Regions from separate parts of the Homo sapiens genome. Here region 2 is linked to region 1. Evidence: chromatin contacts called from ENCODE Hi-C or POLR2A ChIA-PET data. All regions are on one chromosome and are shown on one strand. Each heading gives the region's core, a stretch centred on a gene start or an enhancer-like site at or near the end of the contact. The rest is flanking DNA. Distances are from core to core; before and after follow the strand shown. Region 1 holds the start of CYSLTR1 (cysteinyl leukotriene receptor 1). Region 2 holds the start of ATRX (ATRX chromatin remodeler).

Region 1 (7,092 bases), core at 2,752-5,251:
ACTCAATGTGCTTGAACCATGCTCAGAGATCCACACTGAATATAAATAAATATGTAGAGGTAGAAACAAATCTGCTTCCTCTTCATAGATGCCCAAAAGCCTGTATTCTTTTCCCAGCTTTGGCACTTAATTATATGAACTTGTACTGATATTCTTTACCCCAAGCTAGGTATTAATTTTAACAACTGTCCTAACTTTGTGCTGTTCAATGCAGTAGCCACATTCACATGTGGCTATGTGGCTATACTACTGAGTGCCTGAAATGTGGCTAGTGTAATTAAAATACAGAACTATTTATTTATTTTATTAATTTACAGTTAAATCTAAATAACCAGGTGTGGCTAGTGGTTAGTGCATGGCTAGTGGTGACAGCACAAAATAATGTACATAGTAATGTAACATTATTTAGATGATCTGTACCATCCTTCCTAGGTGGTCTGTGCTGTTCTGTTCACAGGGTTCATTCAACCTCATCCAGCACTCTCAGTTAGAGGGCCCTTGCCTCACTAAAAATGACAATCCAGGGTTGTTTTATACCCATGGAATAGGCCCTGGGGCAGGAAAAAGGAAAGTTGTAATAGCCATATTTCTACAGCCAGCCTGATTTTTTTCATTGTCTCCGTGTTTCTATAAGCTGGAACTAAAAGTTGAATCATGGCTATTCTAGTCTCTGTGAATGAATGTGATAAAAGAAAATCCTTAGACAAATTAAAGTTAACAGAGTTTAATTGAGCAAAGAACAATTTGTGAATCAGGCAGTTTCCAAACCAGAAAAGGTTCAGAGAGGCTCCAGTGCTGAGGTATGGTTGAAGATTTATAGATAGAAAAAGGAAAGTGATGTACAGCAAGTCAAAGTGAAATACAGAAACAGCTGGATTGGTTACAGCTTGGCATTTTCCTTATTTGAACATAGTTGGAACAGGTGGTTACCTTCGTTTGGTCAATCTTGATGACTGGTACAAGAGTAGGTTACAGTCTGTTTATACTTCTAGTTAGGTTTTAGTTCACTATGTACAGAGAAATCTTTAGGCTGAACTTAAAATATTTCCAGGAGACAGCTTTAGGCTAAACTTAATTTAACAAGCATATATGTCTGTATAGAGCTGGGCTTTGAGTATAGTCATGCTCTTTACCCTTCCAAAGTGCAATTAGTATTGGCTGTGAAAAAATTTCAGTCCTGGAGAAAGAAAAATTACTATTTTTGATTTTGTGGTAAAATAATGGCATCTTGAGAGAGCCTCTTTCTAGCCTGCTTTTTCATCTATAATATGAAAGGGTTGGACTAGATTTATTTATTCAACAAACCAAACAAGGCAATGAGCTAACAGCTGAGGACACAATGATGAATCAGACATGTCATACCCTCACAAATTCAATTTAATATAAAGTCTGAACCAGATGATGATTTTTCATTACCTCTTTCAGCTCTGAGTCCACATAAGCTATGAATCCTGTCACTTACGTGTGAACGCTGTTGTGACTGAAAATTCTTTATCTTGCTACCCAAGTCTTACTTCATTGAGACAGATTTCCCATCCAACTACATGTTATCCCCCCTCTCCCTCACCACTCCCTATTTGGTCTTCCTTACCTCAATAAGAAAGTAAGAACTGAAGGAGTCTGGGAAAATGAGCAAGAGTAGAGAGACAGCAGCAGACAGGTATCATTCTGGGCACTTCAACCTTTCCTAAAGTGAAAGAGAATGTGAGAGTAGATATGTAATGAAGATGGATGGATGGGAAGAGAAAAGATAAAGAGATGAAGCAAGGAGACAAGGAGTCTGATGTCATTTATAGCAAATGTGGTGTAAATTGATCCAGCTGTACAAGGCAAAGACCCATTTGGGAATGGGTGAATCACTGCCTTCCCCATTGCTCAAGAACAGAAAATTAGCTAATGAAAGAAACAGGTAGGGGAGCACAAAGAAGAACCACAGGAAACACCCTCTCTGCCACAGCTATTTCGGTGCCAACTTGAAGCTCAAGGATTGAAGGGGGCCTGCCCCTCCACGCCTGTGGGTATTTCTCATCAGGTGGTACGAGAGACTGAGAAAAGAAATGACACAGAGACAAAGTATAGAGAAAGAACAGTGGGCCCAGGGGACCGGCAGCCTCAGCATGTGAGGACCTGCACCAGCGCTGGTCTCTGAGTTCCCTCAGTATTTATTGATCATTATTTTTACTATCTTGGCAAGGGGAGTGTAGCAGAGCAACAGGTGGGGAGAAGGTCAGCAGGAAAACGTGAGCAAAGGATCTGTATCATGCATAAATTCAAGGAAAGGTACTGTGCCTGGATGTGCATGTAGGCCAGATTTATGTTTCACTTTATACAAACACCTCAGTGTAGCAAAGAGTAACAGAGCAGTATTTCTGCCAGCATATCTCGCCTCTAGCCACAGGGCGGTTTTATCCTATCTCAGAATAGAAAGAATGGGAATGGTTGGCTTTACAGGAGACATTCCATTCCCAGGGAGGAGCAGGAGACAGAAGCCTTCCTCTTATCTCAACTGCAAAGAGACCTCCCTCTTTCACTACTCCTCCTCAGCAGAGACCCTTTACGGGTGTTGTGCTGGGGTATGGTATCAAAGCAGAAACAATTTTTCCTGGTACAGATCAAAATGGAATTTCTTGTGTCTTCCTTTTCTACATAGACACAGTAACAATCTGATCTCTCTTATCCCCACAAAGGATCTAGCTCCTTTCTCTTTTCTTCATTTCCTGAGTATGAATTGCCCTTCCACTGTAGCTCAAAATGGCTGTAACATTTCAGACTGGAGGAAAAGTGATAATTCACTCTGTGTCTCACTTATAAATTTTCCTGTAGATATTTGGGGATCCAAACTCAGTTGAAGAAATACTAGTTTGAATGTCAGTTTAGTTACTAAAACTCCCTAGGAGAGGATTAGAAAGTCTAGTCTTGAATCCAAATGTTAACATCCCTTCAAATGTGGTTGGATAGCCTTTTCCTCCAACTATCACCATCACCACCACAATCCAGAACTCTGTGAAAAGAGATAAAGATTCAAGGGCCTTAAAGCGATTGTCCCAGGTTGGTTGTGAGGTAATTCTTGTACCTAAAGATACAAAATTTGAGTAAATGACTTTGTTCCTACAGCAGGTAGCAAGCCAGAAGGCTACTGCTGGGCTCATATTTTACAAGTACCTAAAACTAGTTGTTAGTTATGGGGCATGTTTACAAAGTGTTAACATCAACATATTTATGCCCATCTCCATATAGAATCTTCTTAATATAACTCAAGATAATTGATGTAACAAATTCACATCATGATCTTACCAATTTGGTTTTTAACATCAAAGTGCTGCCCCAGGCTTCAATCAGCACATACCAGACTGCTATGTCCCTTTTCTCCAGAAGCCATATTGAGCACCCCACAGCTCTAACACCTCAGAGCCTAGCCAAAGGCCAAGAACACTTGCCTGATCCCCCAAATTTCCAACACAGGACCATTGACAGCAAGCCCAGTCATTCCAGATCATCTTCAGTGGGACAAAAAAAGAAAACAACAGTTTTAATCCAATGGAGGCAATTTATTGTTATGAAGATTTCAGGAAACAAAGCTCAAAAAGGAACCAGAAAGGAAAAGGCTTTTTAGAATGTGGATAGAGCCACAAGTGTCATTAAGGAGAGAGAGAGAGAAACGGAGAGATGAAATTTATGTTACTTAAGATCAAGTTTCACATAATGCCAGTTATATTAGCATATACTGGCAGGATTATCTTTCCCCACCTACAAATAGTCTAATGACCTCACAGTCACAGAAATCACAGAGAACTAAGCTGAAGAGAGAACACTCGTCCCTGCTTCCCATCTTAGAGCAGCTGAATAATTTCCTGAGAATTCTATTCCTGAAGCTAGGAAGAAAAGTTTATTTATACATACACGCAACCTGCAAGTCTCCAGTTTCTATTCTTCCTTCCTCTTTGACCCTTCCCCTCCCCCACTTTGCACCAGAGAAGTCAGACTCCGGGAGTGCTTTAACAGTTTGAAGGCTAATCTGAAAGAGGAAGAAGAATCTGTATATCTGTATATATTGGCTAGCAAATGTGCCCTGCTCTCTCCCCTCTTAAAAATAGCAGCAACCCATCTTTGCAAAGAAGCTTGCCTATAGAGCAGGCACTCTGTGAATGGACTGTGCTTTTACGACCCTACAGGGTATCAAGATACTGTGCAGCTCGCCAACAAGGATTAATTGCAAGGACTGGTAGATCGAATTTACTGAAGACTTGGAGCTTGCTTCTGAGAACAAACGCAAAAGGACAGTAAACTGTGGACCTTGAAGTTAGCAGGTAAGGAGACTCAGTATTCAGTACTAAGACCAGAACAGTATGTAGTAAAATGTTGCTGATGGTAAATTTTAGCAAATTCCCAGGAGTTTGGGGATAAGTTATCTGCCTTGCCTGCTTTAAGTTTGGGTGCTAGTATGAATTCTTTCTGCTTTATTTCTTAGCCAGAAATCTGATAATATGATCAGTCTGTCAACAAATATTGCTCAGTGCTTCTGCTAGGGCTCAACGTGGCAAAATACAGAGGAGACACACTCCGCAAACCTCCTGTGCCTTTGTAATTTAAGCCAGAAATGTAAGATACATTTTCAAATCCCCATTTTGAGGGTTCAGTGGAGTTTCTCTAATGTAGTGACATTTTCCTTCAATATGGAAAATAAATATGTAGTAATTACTGAAGGTAAACCAGTGGAGAGTAAAATTTTCACAAGGTAGTTTCACATTTGTTATCCCACCTGAACCTTTCAACATCCTATAATTTAGACAAGGTAGGTGTTACTGTCCATGTTTATGAATGAGAAAATTGACTCAGAGAGGCTAAAAAATTTTCTTGAAACACACCGTACAACTAGAAAATGGCCAGTTCTGGCCAGAGACTGTAAAAATAAAGCTCTCTCAACTATAAATGAATAGAAGAAAATTGCATGATCTATTTAGTAACTCAGACACATCTGGTGTAGACTAAGTTTACACAGAGCCAAAGATTCATACATTTTAATAAAATCTTTAGCCAGGAACATTTTTCTACTTAGCGACAAAAAAGGCTGTTTTCAAGAGGAAACAAATGGGTTTGTAAGTTCCACCTACTGAATTCAGTGGTTCTGCTTTCCAGTATTCTGATTATTTTGAAACCTAGAGAGAAACTATGATACCATATGTCTAACAAATGATTATTTTAAAAGAAATTGTAACTAAATCTGGACTAGATTGTACACTGTTTTAAAAACAAAAATATTTATATTTTTACAATGCATTATAAAATACAAAGGACTGTATTACATTTAAAATACATTAGGAAAATTTGTTACAAGACAATTTTAACTTTATTACAGAAGTCTTAATCATTCAGAAATGTTTTCTGTTGTTGTTTTACTATTAATGGCTCAATTAGAACTAAAAGCTATCTGTTTTTACATCATAAACAACCTCAAGTGCTATATTTACATTCATCCATGATAAAAAAATTTTCCCCAGTTCCCCTAAGTATTGACTACACCAGCCAATCAGGGTTCCTCCAAATAAAATAAGTCAGTTTGGGAGCCAGTAAGCACACAGATAATGGTAGGTTAAGAAAAGTTTGCTATTTGCTTTTAGACTTAATCTAGCATGTTAGTGTATTCCTAATCAAGAATCATCAATTCTCATTTTCTACTACCTCCCCTTAATGAAATTTTGATGCATTTAGAAACTATTTATCTGTCATAAAAGCAAGACTCTTCCACAGTATAGAAAATTATAAATTTGTATTTTCAGTATAATTGACCAATAATAAAGGATAATAAAGGGAAGGTGCTGATTCTTAAGGTACATACCCAACCTTGTGAATTCAATACTATGAATGGTAACTATCATAATCTCCCAAATAACATTGCCCTGTATGGACCTCTACTTTGGTCCATTTTGTTATTCTCATGTTCCTAACACCTAACAGTGGCTGCTCTAAACTATCTTGCTGCATGGATTTCAATGGGAGAGAAACGGGGTAACTGGGATAACTGGGAGTTCACCCTTGTTTTGACATGTAAACAACTGGGTGTTCTCTGGCAAGTTAACAGCCATTAGTATTTCTTGGTTCCTTTGTGTATCTAATGCAGTAATGAGCTGATAGGAATATTTTCTAAATCTCTTAAAATGATAAATATAAAATCTGAAAGCGACTTGAAAATACAAACCACCATCAGAAGGATTTTGTTTAAATTCCATTCATTCCAGGTGGATAAACATATAACAAAACTGACTGCATGGGGAGACAGTAGGGCTAGCTACTTTCTACTCCCTAGACTATATTGCTAGGTCAGGGACATCACTCTAAGTCTCAGCAACCTCATCCTACTCTTAGGACCTGTCAGTAGCATCAAACACTCTGGATTATAGTTGTCACTAGCCCTACAATACTTATGCACACCTCAATGTGAACTCTAAAAGGAATAAAATATTTAAGAGTAGTATTTAAAAAGTATTTCTGTGAAAGCACTATCCACCTTTTGTTGTTACTACTTTAACCAAGCCCATTGATTCTTAGGATTATATGCTAAGGATTAAAATAGTTTTTTGCAGCAAGTTTTGAATGCAACACAATATCCCACTACTCTTTCATAAAACCACTTGTTCAATCACAGATTTGGTTATAATACAAATCACGTTTTTAAAATATATAAGTATGTCTAGTTGTGTGTGTGTGTGTGTGTGTGTCTAAAATAGAAAGACCTAAAGTCACTTTTATCTCTCACTCCAGTGTTATTTGCGTTTCAGGCCACATGAACATCTATGTGGTATGATTTAAGGGTCAGTGAGAAAAGCTTTCCCAGTTCAATCAGATATGAACAAACTGTTGAAAGATATATTTATATTAGTCAACCCTACAAAAGATAGATTAGTCAGTATGCCAATTTGTTGCTTTGCAGTGCAGAAATAAAACTGTTGGCTGGGTGTGGTGGCTCATGCCTGTAATCCCAGCACTTTGGGAGGCCGAGGTGGGCAGATCACAAGGTCAAGAGATTGAGACCATCCTGGCCAATATGGTGAAACCCCATCTCTACTAAAAATACAAAAATTAGCTGGGTGTCAT
Region 2 (7,092 bases), core at 2,861-5,360, 540 kb after region 1:
TCAGCCTCCCAAGTAGCTGGGATTACAGGCACACACCACTACGCCCAGCTAATTTTTTTGTGTGTGTATTTTTGGTAGAGACAGGCTTTCACCATGTTGGCCAGGCTGATCTTGAACTCCTGAGCTCAAGTGATCCACTCACTTTGGCCTCCCAAAGTGCTGGGATTACAGGCTTGAGCCACTGAGCCCAGCCAAAGCTGTATATTAAAAATTATGGAGTAACTATTTTCTCAGCTGATTTGCTCTCTTTCAGGTACTGTATCTCTTATTCCCTTCCAAAACAAATAAGCACATTCACAAGTTACGCATTTATGGTCAAGAGTCAGAGAAAGGTCTAGGTTGCCTTCTGTGGCAATTTGAAGAAAAATGTGAAGATGTGTACCAGTAAACTTCTTCTAAAATAGTTGATGGGAACCCGTTGATAATCATCACTGAAAGCGATACACCTATATGTATATCAGTAAAACTTTGTCGGCCATCCTTTACTAACAAAGGAATTCTTTTTCTTTCTTTCTTTTTTTTTTGAGATGGAGAGATGGAGTCTTGCTCTTGTTGCCCAGGCTGGAGTGCAGTGGTGCAATCTCGGTTCACTGCAACCTCCGCCTCCTGGGTTCAACCAATTCTCCTGCCTCAGCCTCCCCAGTAGCTGGGATTACAGGCACCCACCACCACACCCGGCTAATTTTTTATATTTTTAGTAGAGATGGGGTTTCACCATGTTGGCCAGGCTGGTCTTGAACTCCTGACCTCAGGTGATCCACCTGCCTCGGCCACCCAAAGTGCTGGGATTACAGGCATGAGCCACCGCGCCTGGCCTCTTTTTCTTTTTTTTTTAAGTAAAAAAAAAATTTTTTTTAGAGAGGGAGCCTCACTATTTTTCCCAGTTTGGTCTTGAACTACTGAATTTAACCCATCTTCCCTTCTTGGCCTTCCAAAGTTAAGAGATTACAGGCATGAGCCACCATGTTCGGCTCAGGTATTCTCTTATGCTTCACAAATATAGTGAGTTGTTATTCACAATGTATTCACAAGTTGTTATTCACAACAATATTCACAAATGTTGTTCATTTTGAAAATGCTGTGATTATTGCTGGGCATGGTGGCTCACGCCTGTAATTCAAGCACTTTGGGAGGTTATGGTGGGAGGATAGTTTGAGCTCTGGACTTTGAGACATGAGCCTGGGCAACATCGAGACCTACTCTCTAAAAAAATAAAACAAAAAGATAAAATTAGCCGGGCTGTGGTGGCTTAGGCCTGCAGTTGTAGCTACTTGGGAGGCTGAGGTGGGAGGATCACTTGAGCTTGGGAGGTCGAGGCTGCAGTGACCCATGATCACGCCATTATGCTCCAGCCTGGGAGGCCAAGTGAGGCCCTGTCTCAAAACAAAATTAAAATTTAAAAAATCTATGATTGCTTGGCATGGTGGCTCATGGCTGTAATCCCAGCACTTTTGCAGGCCGAGGCGGGTGGATTACCTGAGGTCAGGAGTTCAAGACCAGCTTGGCTAACATGGTGAAACCCCGTCTCTACTAAAAATATGAAAATTAGTTAGTCGTGGTGGTGGGTGCCTGTAATCCCAGCTACTAGGGAGGCTGAGGCAGGAAAATCGCTTGAACCTGGGAGGTAGTGGTTGCAGTGAGCCGAGATCATGCCACTGCGCTCCAGCCTGCAGCCTGGGCTACAAGAGCGAGACTCCATCTCAAAAACAAAACAAAACAAAACAAAACAAAAACAAATTGTGATTATAGTTTTATTATTAAGTTTCTTTTGTGAGACTTGTCATTTAAAGCTGTTTAGTGTTGAGAAGTCTCTCAGCAACAGCTAGTTTCTACCTTAATAATTTCAATTCATTTAAAAATAATGTGAGGCAGGAGAATAGGGTTTGGAGGCAGGGAACCTAAGGCTGAGTAAAGTTGACTTCCTAGAACTGAATCAAAAGGAAAACCCCAACTTTCCACACCTAAGTAACAAAAAGACTACTCCCTTTGCAAATCCTCTTCCTTTTCCGCTTGGCAGATGGAAAACTGAAAGTATCTCTGATTGGTTGCAGAAAGCAGATGTTTGTATAGCAGTGTAACTTTGTAACTTCACTTTAGCCTCTGATTGGTTGCTGTCCACAACCAATTAGATGCTTGCATAGGGTGTGACCCTTGTAACTTCACTTTAGCCTCTGATTGCGGGCCACTACTTTATTTACATAGGGTGTACACCAAGTAACCAATGGAAAACCTCTAGAGAGTATTTAAATCCCAGAAAATTCTGTAATGGGGGTCTTGAGCCCCTGTGCTCTGGCAGCTCCTGCAGTCTTGTGGAGTGTACTTTCATTTTCAACGTGTCTCTGCTTTTGTTGCTTCATTCTTTCCTTGCTTTGTGCATTTTGTCCAATTCCTTGTTCGAAACGCCAATAACCTGGTAACATGTTGACTATTTACTATTTTTCTCATAGTGAAGTCAGTTGAACAGCAAGCACATTTCTGTGCTGCCTTGTGATGGAGTACATCATTCAAATTCACTGCATTTACCAAGGAGAAAAAAATGACTCCTGTAAATTGTATGTTGAAATGATATTTAATGTGTACAAGACAAAATCAGTATAGCAGGTACAGAGGTCTGGTTTCTATAATTGCCAACTGAACTCAAACATTTGAAAGATATAATTGCAATGTGTACAGGCGTCTGTTGATTAAAAAGTTGCCTGAGGCCAGGCGCGGTGGCTCACCCCTGTAACTCCAGCACTTTGGGAGGTCGAGGTTGGAGGATGGCTTGAGCTTAGATGTTTGAGACCAGCCTGGGCAACAGACAGACCTACCTCATCTATACCAATACATAAATACATAATTAGCTGGGCTTGATGGCACGCGCCTGCAGTCCCAGCTGCTTGAGAGGCTGAGGTGGGAGGATTGCTTGAGCCTAGGAGGTCGAGGCTGCAGTGAACTGCGTCACGCCACTGCACTCCAGCCTGGGTGACAGAGCTAGACCCTGTCTCAGAAAAAAAAAAAAAAAAAGTTGCCTGAGCCTATCAGATTTTCAAAGTGTTTCATTCAAAAAAGGCTCCCCTCTTGCTATCCCAGTAGAAAGCAGCAACCCTGTCACCTAACCCCGACAGGAGCTCTTGCATATTTCAAGAAAAATAAATAGAATGAACTAAAGCATGCATGGCAGAATAAATTTGGAAATAAATTTCGAAGCGATTAGATTTTAGAGGACTTGTTTGTGATTAGCAGAGATTACCAATGTAAAATCAAATTATAGATCATAAAAGCGGGAAAGGCATTTACAGATCATCCAGCCAAGCTTCCTCTGTAATGAGAAGGAAGCAGATCTAAATTGATTGGTTTGTGAGCTAAACATCACATCAAATTGGGGAAATGGCCCGTGTGTGTGTGTGTGTGTGTGTGTGTGTGTGTGTGTGTGTGTGTATTCTAAGAGACACTTTATTCAATATGGAAAGAATTTTATGCAGCGTTCAAGTTGGTCTTATGTCGTCTGCACACATATACATATATATAAGTATATTATACACATATACATTTCCAAGCATGTTGGTGTGCCAAATATTATGTATAAAACATCTAGGAAAGCAAATAACTTGATGATAGCCTAGCATATAGGAAAGAAAATACTTACATAGGATGGCCATACAGATTAGTGGTTAAGAGTGTCTGGTGAATCTCGGCTCCACTACTGTGGGACTTTGTGTCTTGGTTTCCTCATCTGGAAAATGTAGGTTTGTCTACCTCAGAGAGTGTAAAGATTAAATGAGATAACCCGGATAAAGGATTAGTGTAGTGCCGAGCATATAGTAAACTCTCAATAAATGTAGGTTGCTGTTATTACTTCGTTAATATGTCAAAGAAAAAAGAGGTTGGACCAAAAGAGCATTTTCAAAATAAAGTCAAACTATGTCACTAGCACTTTCAGGTCAATTGGGACTAAATTGGACCCCCTGCGAAAAGGTGGAGGGGATCAAATGACGTCGACCGCCTTAGCAACAGGCCCCCAAAGAAGGTGAATTTCCGTAGCCAATAAGACTCTGTGCTTTGGAGGAGGTAGCCAATGGCTGACGGAAAGAGAAAGAGGGAGGACGCGCCAATTCTCCTGCCTGAGCCTCGGCCCAACAAAATGGCGGCGGCAGCGGTGTCGCTTTGTTTCCGCGGCTCCTGCGGCGGTGGCAGTGGTAGCGGCCTTTGAGCTGTGGGGAGGTTCCAGCAGCAGCTACAGTGACGACTAAGACTCCAGTGCATTTCTATCGTAACCGGGCGCGGGGGAGCGCAGATCGGCGCCCAGCAATCACAGAAGCCGACAAGGCGTTCAAGCGAAAACATGACCGCTGAGCCCATGAGGTAAAACGCAACCCCGTCTCATGGGCCCCAGCGGTCTGGGCCCAGGCACCGTCTGAGTCGGGTGTTTGGGAAGGCGTTCGCTTGGTGGGTTAGGCCTGTGTGTTGCTTAGCCGAAAGAGGCATCGTTTTCTCTTTAGGTGAGAAGGGTTTCGGGGTATCGGCGCAAGGCTCCGACGGGGGTGGGGGTGGGGATGGGGTGGGGGGAGGTGGGGGGGGCGCGGCCTAGGGTATGGGGCGCTTCTTGCAATCTCCCCTAAACGGTGACGCTTGGTCGGGCTCCTCTGTTTATTCTTTGGTGCCTGTGGGATTGAGACCTCGAAGTCGGAGGCGGTCTTTGGTATCCCGGTCATTTTTGCTAATCTTTGGGCCTAGAAACTGCGTGGGGAAGAAGCGGGGGGAGGGTGAGAAGAGGGGGAGGGGTGGGCGGGCGCGAGGATGTGAGATCCCAGGACGACTTAGAGGCGTTTAGGTTGCTGGAGATGGGAAGCACCCGGGCCCTGCGGGATTTTTTTTCTGCAGCCCCAGGAGACAAGCCTTTTTTTGATTGGGTTGTGGTGCAGTTCCAGGTATTTAGGTATCTTTTCTACTCCATATCCTGAAGGATATCCTTGGGTTTATTTCTAGGCGAGGGGGGACTTAACACAGGGTTTTGCTTCCAGAGGACCCTAGTATACTACTTTTTGTGATGTCCAGCCTTAATGGGACCTCAAGTGTTTCCCCACTTTCTGGGCAAATTTCGAGGAGTAATTAGGCCCTATCTTTATTTACTTATTTATTCCATGAAGGATGAAGGGCAGGTTAACGTGGGCTGATGCGAAGTAAGATTTATTGCAAGGGAAAATGCCTGGCAGGCCTCCTCTTAACCAATCAAGCACGTTTATTAGGTTGAAGCTGTTTTTCTGTGTGCTTCTGATTTGCCTCTTGACGGGTCTGAAAATTTGGGTAGTCAATATGAAATGTATACACTTTTACCCAGGTGGCTGGCTGGCGTTTCAGTTTGACATTTGAATTTTCATCCCACAATGTGAATTAAGTAATTTTTTTACTCGGAGATGCATCCTTGGCGTCCAGTGGCAAAATAAAATTACAAGGAGCATGGGTCAGAATTGCATTTCAAGTTGGCGAAATGTGCCTTTGAGTAACTCTTAGATTGGCATATGTTTTTAGAGCAATTTAGCTAGAATGTAGAATTGGGCAATGAGCCTATGATACGTATGTCTGTATTTCTGCATGAACAAGCAGTAGATTATATTTTCTTTACCTTGGGGAAAGATATGCTTCAGTTCTTAGATTGTAGATCTCTAGTTGTGTACACGATTGTGGCCTTGGTTTCTGAATTTGTCAGTAGGCTCAAATACAACAAATCTTTATCTGTGGGGTATTAGGCACGTAAGTGGTACCCAGTATAACTTGTTGGCCTGTAATTACCAGGCACTCATGTTCATATGCATGGATGGTGTACCTTACAGTTAAATTATGACCTCTAGATTTTACTAAGTTTCACAAAGTCTACATTTGAAACTATAGTTTGAAGTCGGATCTTCTCAGTTTCTTTAGAATGAACAAATTACGTATATAGAATTTCTGAATAGAATAATTAATTTTACACAAGGGTCAGTTTTTCTTACTAGTCTTGGATTTTTGTAGATCTTGATGATAAGAGTAATAATCATAACTAAGTTGAGTGCTTATTGTCGTTCTTTATAATCTTGATGAATTCTCAAACCTGTGAGGTAAGTACTTGGTTTTGCCCATTTTACCGATGAGGAGGAAAGTGAGACATAGATCAAGAACTTGACCGAAGTTATACAGCTTGTAATTGGTGGAGCTGGAATTGAACCCCATCTTGACTTCACAGCTTATGTTCTTAACCACAAGGCATTAATGCCCCCTTCAGCTGCCAGGTCTAACCTGATTATGACCATTTAAATTTAGCCCAAGTGTTACAATGAAAGAAGTTCATATTACCTACTCTGATTTGTTGCAGGTCTATGATTTTGTAGCTGTTTATAATGTTACATTTTTTGTGTCCAGGTGTACTATGTAGTGAGATAACTGAAATATTTAATGCTAGGAGAGTCTTAAGCTACATGAAAAACCTCTAGTAAAGAACTGCATATATGCATGTAGGGAATTAATTAAAAAGTGTGACACTCCCTGATGATTTACTATGAAAGAGCTCCAAGTAGGTGTTCAGAACTGTCTCAGGCTGAAGTGTCATCGATCTCCTAAACCATAATCATGGTTAAAGGAGAATCTGACAGGTAATGCTTGAGTTGAACCCACAGTACCAAATCCCTCTTGAGTCTTTTCTAATGTGAGGCAGAAATAATATAAGCATTATTGTTAATATTATTTTACACAGTAGTTCCAGATTTTCTCTTTATCAAATATTTTGTCAAGCACTTAAAAAGCAGGAACAAAGACTAGTTCTAATTTTTACTTGTGTTTATAAAAAAAAGTAATATTCTAGGATTCTGTGGTGGAAAAATGGCCAGAAGACAAGAGGAAGGAAAATAAACCGATGACCTGGCTAAAACATACACTGACTAATCAGTGGCTCAGTCTTTAAAGGTTTTGTTGTTTTTAAAGGATTTTTTTGGTTGTTTGTGTTGTTTGAAATAAGATTGACTTGCTTCTGGCATTATAAAAGATAAGGTCTTTTATAATCACCAAGCTCTCAATGTAGTACTTGGGTACCTGGGTGTCACTGCTGATTATTTTTTAATTTTTAAATTTATTTTTTTG

What was found. Hi-C counts contacts between places; a loop is a spot of excess contacts on that map. ChIA-PET counts read pairs that join two places held with the same protein, here RNA polymerase II (POLR2A). Pooled maps may share reads with other maps.
Region 2: a pooled map shows a loop between it and region 1 (6-fold over the local background). The contact joins the promoter of ATRX here to the promoter of CYSLTR1 in region 1. A Hi-C loop is called at or near these places in 5 of 37 single-sample maps with no recorded cell type and 10 of 50 pooled maps. POLR2A ChIA-PET finds 5 or more read pairs at or near these places in 1 of 52 experiments (activated CD4-positive, alpha-beta T cell).

What each region holds. Positions count from the first base shown.
Region 1 is chrX:78,324,520-78,331,611 of GRCh38, reverse strand. It overlaps CYSLTR1 (cysteinyl leukotriene receptor 1), which reads left to right and starts at 4,001. Exons shown (of 3, transcript NM_006639.4): 1 at 4,001-4,307. RefSeq lists an enhancer at 3,780-3,829.
Region 2 is chrX:77,783,234-77,790,325 of GRCh38, reverse strand. ATRX (ATRX chromatin remodeler) reads left to right here and starts at 4,110. Exons shown (of 35, transcript NM_000489.6): 1 at 4,110-4,344. The coding sequence starts at 4,325. RefSeq lists enhancers at 4,037-4,226, 4,237-4,346 and a silencer at 4,447-4,496.